2 separate regions of the Homo sapiens genome follow, and region 1 is linked to region 2. Evidence: chromatin contacts called from ENCODE Hi-C or POLR2A ChIA-PET data. All regions are on one chromosome and are shown on one strand. Each heading gives the region's core, a stretch centred on a gene start or an enhancer-like site at or near the end of the contact. The rest is flanking DNA. Distances are from core to core; before and after follow the strand shown. Region 1 has its middle 110 kb from the start of ATP6AP2. Region 2 has its middle 54 kb from the start of MIR1587.

Region 1 (2,700 bases), core at 117-2,616, 580 kb after region 2:
TACCCCAAACTTAGAAGGGGACAGAGTTGAGTACAGGAGGCCACCTTAAAAGAAATGGGGGCCTTCAGTGGAAGGATCAGTCAGCCCAAGTAGACTTCACAGGGAGGAAGATAGACTAAATGCGTCCCCTCATTCTCCTCTGCCCTCTGATCTCTTGGTGGGGCTTCCCTATTGGCTGGAACTGGCCAACGGGAGCCAAAGGGTGGGGGGCCCTTTGAGATGAGTGCAATGAATGCATAAGGGTCAGCTTCCTGGGGCACAGGGCAGGGAGGAGGGGGTGGAGGGTGGGCCTGGAGGGGAAGATGGAAGATGTCGTGAACATCTACTTCCATATTGGGTCGCACTCTACGGTGTGGACTCCTCTAGGTCAAGCTATTTGGCTCCTTGTTCTTTTTGTTCCCAGTACACAACCTAGCGTACGGCTCATGCTTCCAATCGTGTTTGCTGACACCCTGAATGAATTCCGTCGTGCCTCTTTGTTTCTCTCATTGGCAGTGTAGTGGCAGTTAATGACATTTCGACAGAATGGAACCGAAACACTTCCTTTTTTCTTTTTTTTCTGAGACAGGGTCTGGCTGTATCGCCCAGGCTGGAGTGCAGTGGCACGAATCTCAGCTCACTACAACCTCCACCTCCTGGGCTCAAGTGATCCTCTAACCTCAGACTCTCGAGTAGCTGGGATGCACACTACCATACCCGGCTAATTTTTTTTGGATTTTTTTAGTAGAGACAGGGTTTCGCTTTGGATTTTTTTAGTAGAGACAGGGTTTCGCCATGTTGCTCGGTCTGGTCTCAAACTCCTGGGCTCAAGAGATCTGCTTGCCTCAGCCTCCCAAAGTGCTGGGATTACAAGTGTGCGCCACTGCACTTGGTCTAGAAACACTTCCTAAGGTGAAAGTTTGGAGGGTGGAAGAAGAAAAAGAGAAAGGAACCAGAAATGCCCCAAAGATGAAGGCTGAATGATGCTGGAGCTGTTTCACTTTCTTCTCAGGAAGTGTAAATAATGAGCTGTACTTTCTTCTTCATTCACAGTAGTAATAAAAACACAATAACTGGCATATGCAGTGCTTCCAAGCCGACCAAGTGGTTTATATGCATTACCTCATCGGATCCCCTCAACAGCCCTGTAAGGTACACGATATTGTCATCCCAATCTTATAGACCAGGCTTAGAGAGGTTAAGTGGTTGGTCAGCCAGTGAGTGTTGGTGGAGCCACCACTGGGACTTTGAGTCCATTTCCACTGTCACCACTTGTGCTCTGCTGCCCTCCTGCCAGAACACCTCTCAGGCCTGTTCCTTACTGGGCAGGCTGTCCAGATCGGAACCTCCTCCTTTCAAGAGGCTAAACTAAACAGCTGAGCAGGAACAAGAGCAAACAGGGCAGGAAGAGAGGAGGAGCCCTGCAGAACACAGTGGCCCTTTGTTTTCTGCTGCCACCTCCTGGATCATCAACACCCTTTTGTCCTCTGTTCTCTGCTTCAAATACAGGCTGAGCTGGGGTGGCGGGGGGAATGCCCTTCCTACTCATTGCACAACTATATAATAATCTTGAATATTTTAAATTGAAGTCATTTAAAAAGGAAGGAAATTCTGACACATGTGATTGAAGACATTATGTTAAGTGAAATTAGCTGGTCACAAAAGGACAAATCCTGTATGATTCCACTCATATCATGTACCTAGAGTCATGAAATTCATAGAGACAGAAAGTAGAATGGTAGCTGCCAGGGGCTAGGGGGCGGGCAGAAAAGAGGAGAAGCAGAAGTTATTGTTTAATGGGTACAGAGTTTCAGTTTTGCAAGATGAGAAAAGTTCTGGAGATGGATGGTGCTGATGATTACAAAACAACGTGAGTGTATTTAATGACACTGAACTGTACACTTAGAAATGGTTAAAATAGTAAATTTTACTATATATATATATATGTTTCTTTTTTTTTTTTTCTGAGACAGTCTCACTCTGTTGCCCAGGCTAGAGTACAGTGGTGCAATCACAGCTCACTGCAACCTCTGCTTCCCAGGCTCAAGCAATCCTCCTGCCTCAGCCTCCCAAGTAGCTGGGATTACAGGTGTGCATGACCACACCCAGCTAGTTTTTGTATTTTTAGTAGAGACGGGGTTTCACCATGTTGCCCAGGCTGGTCTTGAACTCCTGACCTCAAGTAATCCTCTGGTCTCGGGCTCCCAAAGTTCTAGGATTATAGGCGTGAGCCACCACACCCAACTCTGCTATATATATTTTACACAATTTTTAAAAAACTGAATTCAGCAAACATTTAATGAGCATCTACTCTGTGCTCTGTACTGGGCATTTAAAACCATAAATCATCAGCCCCACCTTCAAGGATCTGTCAGTCCCATTGGGCAAAGTGACATAAATGTACCCAGCCCTGTGTGAAAAGTGCAACAATGGCAGAGTGCACACGCGACTGAAATAGCACCAAGGAAGAAGAGCCAGTTCTGCAGCAAGGTGTGGGGAGGAGTCATGAATCTTTCCTGAAGGAAGCCACATTTCCAGGAACTGAGATGACTTCACGTGTGTAAAGAGGTTGGGCGGGAAGTGGGGCTGCTGAGGACACACAGAACATTCCAAGCAGAGAAATAGCATGAGGAAAAATATAGAGGTGTGAAACGGCACATCGCTGAGTCTCCTCTCCAACTCCTTGCCTTGATTTGTGGGGATATAACTAAACCCATATCC
Region 2 (2,700 bases), core at 18-2,517:
AGCCCAAAGCAGTCATCATATGGCTTTAGTGACATGCCTAAGTAGGTGTGGGCCTGGTGCTGGGTCACTGTTGAGTTATGCTTCTGCAGGGTCTTGCTGACCCCCACCACAGGCCCAGGAGTGGGTCGGTTGTTATTCAGGGGCTCCTTCGTGTCTAGAGCCTGATGAGGATGAACGTCATGGAAACCCATTCTCACATGGCTCCGGGCATTTCCAGAGAAAGGGGATTCTATTCGGGCAGACCAGCATACTGACATTTGAAGAGCCAAGGACTACATCCCAGCTCATGTCAACCCACAAATGTGTCTGGAAAATGCACGTGGCAGCCTTTAGAAATGTCAGCCCATGGTCATGAGCAGAGGGCGGGGGAGTGTTCTGTCACTCCACAGGGACAGCACAGCCCAGGAGTGGAAACACCAGCTCTTTTTCCACTGGAGAATGGGTGTTTCCCAAAACGGATCCACAAAGGGCAAAGCAGGTTGCGTAGCAAGGTTTAAACTAAGCATAATTTACTCAGTGTCATAGTCACAGGCCCTACTTTTTTTTTTTTTTTTTTTTTTTGTATCTACAGAGACCTCTGGAAGCCACGCAGTCCTTTTACTCTCCCTTTATTTTCCTCTCCTTTTTAAAATTGTATTATTGCACGTTTGAGGATATTTGATGTTAATGTTTTGAATGTGTGTTATTATATCAGCATAGGATTTATTTTTATTTATACAGTGAAAAGTACCCCCTCCATCTCTGTTCCCCGGTCTACCCAGTGCTCCCCCACCCCCATACATCTACCACTAGCAGTTCCTTGTTTCTCTTTCCAAAGTTAATTCATGCAAATACAAGGAAATACAAATGCACATATTCTTATTGCTCTCCCCTTTTTTACATAAAAGGTAGCATAATATATGCACAGTGTCCTGCACCTGGCTTTTTCCTCTTAACAATCTACCTTCAGGATTTCTCCAGTCATACACAGAGGAATTACTCATCTTTTTTCAGTTGCAGATTATTCCAGAGTAGACATCATAGTTGATTTCAGCTAGTCTCCTACTGATGGCTGTTTTGATTGTTTCTATCAACGTCAATGCTGCAGTAAGTAACCATGTATAAATGTGGAGGATTTGACACATGTGGAGGACTGATGGTATAGATGGCCCCAAGTCTTTACCTCTCCCTGTATCATTGCCCTTTGACCCTTGACTTTGCTACTTCTTTCACTACAGGAGCAGAGTGCATTTCCGTTCCCCTTTGCCATGTTACTTGCTTAGCAGACTCAAAGAAAGCAAAAGCTTAAGAAAGCACTTGAAGTTTCCGTTTCCTCTTTTGTTTGCCTGTAATTGGCATGAAACATGCCCGGGCCAGCCTGAGAACAAGTTAGCCTGCTGGAAGATGAGAGCAGGTATGGACAGAGTCATACTGCCCAGCTGAGGCTGTCCTAGATAAGCCAGTTCTTAGCCAATCCACCAGCAGACCACAGACACACTAGTGAATTTAGCCAAGATTAACCTAGTCTAACTCAAATCAGCAGAACCGCCCAACCAAACAAATAGTGAGAAATAATAAATGGTTGTGGTTTTAAGGCACTAAAATTTGGAATGCTTGGTTATGTGGCAATAGCCAATTGATTGATACAACATACAATACATACACAGGTAGGGTAAATTCCTGGAAATGGAATTGCTGGATCAAAGGGTATGTGCAGCAGGGCATGGTGGCTCAAGCCTGTAATCCCAGCACTTAGGGAGGCCAAGGCAGGCAGATCATCTGAGGTCAGGAGTTCAAGACCAGCCTTGTCAACATGTTGAAACCCTGTCTCTACTAAAAACACAAAAATTAGCTGGGTGTGGTGGTGCACACCTGTAGTCTCAGCTACTCGGGAGGCTGAGGAAGGAGAATCACTTGAGCCTGGGAGGCAGAGGTTGCAGTGAGCCAAGATGGCACCACTGCACTCCAGCTTGGGTGACAGAGTGAGACTCCATCTCAAAAAAAAAAAAAAAAGGCATGTGCATTTGAAATTTTGATAGATATTGCTAATTTCCCTGCATAAGAGTTGGACTAATTTATACTCCTACAAGCAATGTAAGAGAGCACATCTGTAGACAGCCTCACCATCATAGCGTGTTATCAGTTTTTCTTTTGCCAACCTTCTAGGTAAAAAAATAATATCTCAGTATAGTTTTATTTTGTGTTTTCTTATTATAAGTGAGAGCAAGCAACACTTCACATGTTTAAAAGCCATTTGTAGGTCCTTTTCAATAAACTATGTGTCCATATCTTTTGCATATTTTTCCTATCAGATCACTGATTTTTTTAATTTCTAGGAACTTTTTATATATTGGAGAAGTTAGCTTTTTGGCTATAATTACCCTTCCTTGAAACCTTCCACTCCCAGATGAGAAGCAAGCAGTGGGGAGGAAACACAGACAACAGAGTTTGGACAGAAAGTTACTTTTCCTCAAACAATTAGCAACCATATATTGAGCTGTTTCTTAGTTCAGGGCTCTGGGTTGTATTCCAGCATATTCAGAAAAAATATGACACAGTACTCAAGAAATGTTCTGGAGATGACTGTTGCTAAATTCCCCCATATATCTATCCATAGTCCCTGCTTAAGGGGTAGGCTAGGGAACTCCAATATTCCTCATGACCAAACCTCCCTGACCACTGCTGACTGGCCAGGCCAATATACCTGATCTAGGGCGGAAC

What was found. A loop is a pair of places that touch in the nucleus more often than their neighbours do. ChIA-PET counts read pairs that join two places held with the same protein, here RNA polymerase II (POLR2A). Pooled maps may share reads with other maps.
Region 1: a loop to region 2 is called in a pooled map, with 3 times the contacts of the local background. The contact joins two enhancer-like sites. A Hi-C loop is called at or near these places in 5 of 50 pooled maps. POLR2A ChIA-PET finds 5 or more read pairs at or near these places in 2 of 52 experiments (Caco-2 and OCI-LY7).

Annotation. Positions count from the first base shown.
Region 1 is chrX:40,467,110-40,469,809 of GRCh38, forward strand. No RefSeq gene overlaps it. Among named protein-coding and RNA genes, the nearest start is that of ATP6AP2, 110 kb to the right of the region's middle. RefSeq lists an enhancer at 1,268-1,562. Within about 2 kb of position 1,367, at least 8 of the 41 ENCODE cell types and tissues checked have a DNase peak (open chromatin) inside an H3K27ac peak, as active enhancers do.
Region 2 is chrX:39,890,669-39,893,368 of GRCh38, forward strand. No RefSeq gene overlaps it. Among named protein-coding and RNA genes, the nearest start is that of MIR1587, 54 kb to the left of the region's middle. RefSeq lists an enhancer at 1,197-1,476. Within about 2 kb of position 1,268, at least 3 of the 41 ENCODE cell types and tissues checked have a DNase peak (open chromatin) inside an H3K27ac peak, as active enhancers do.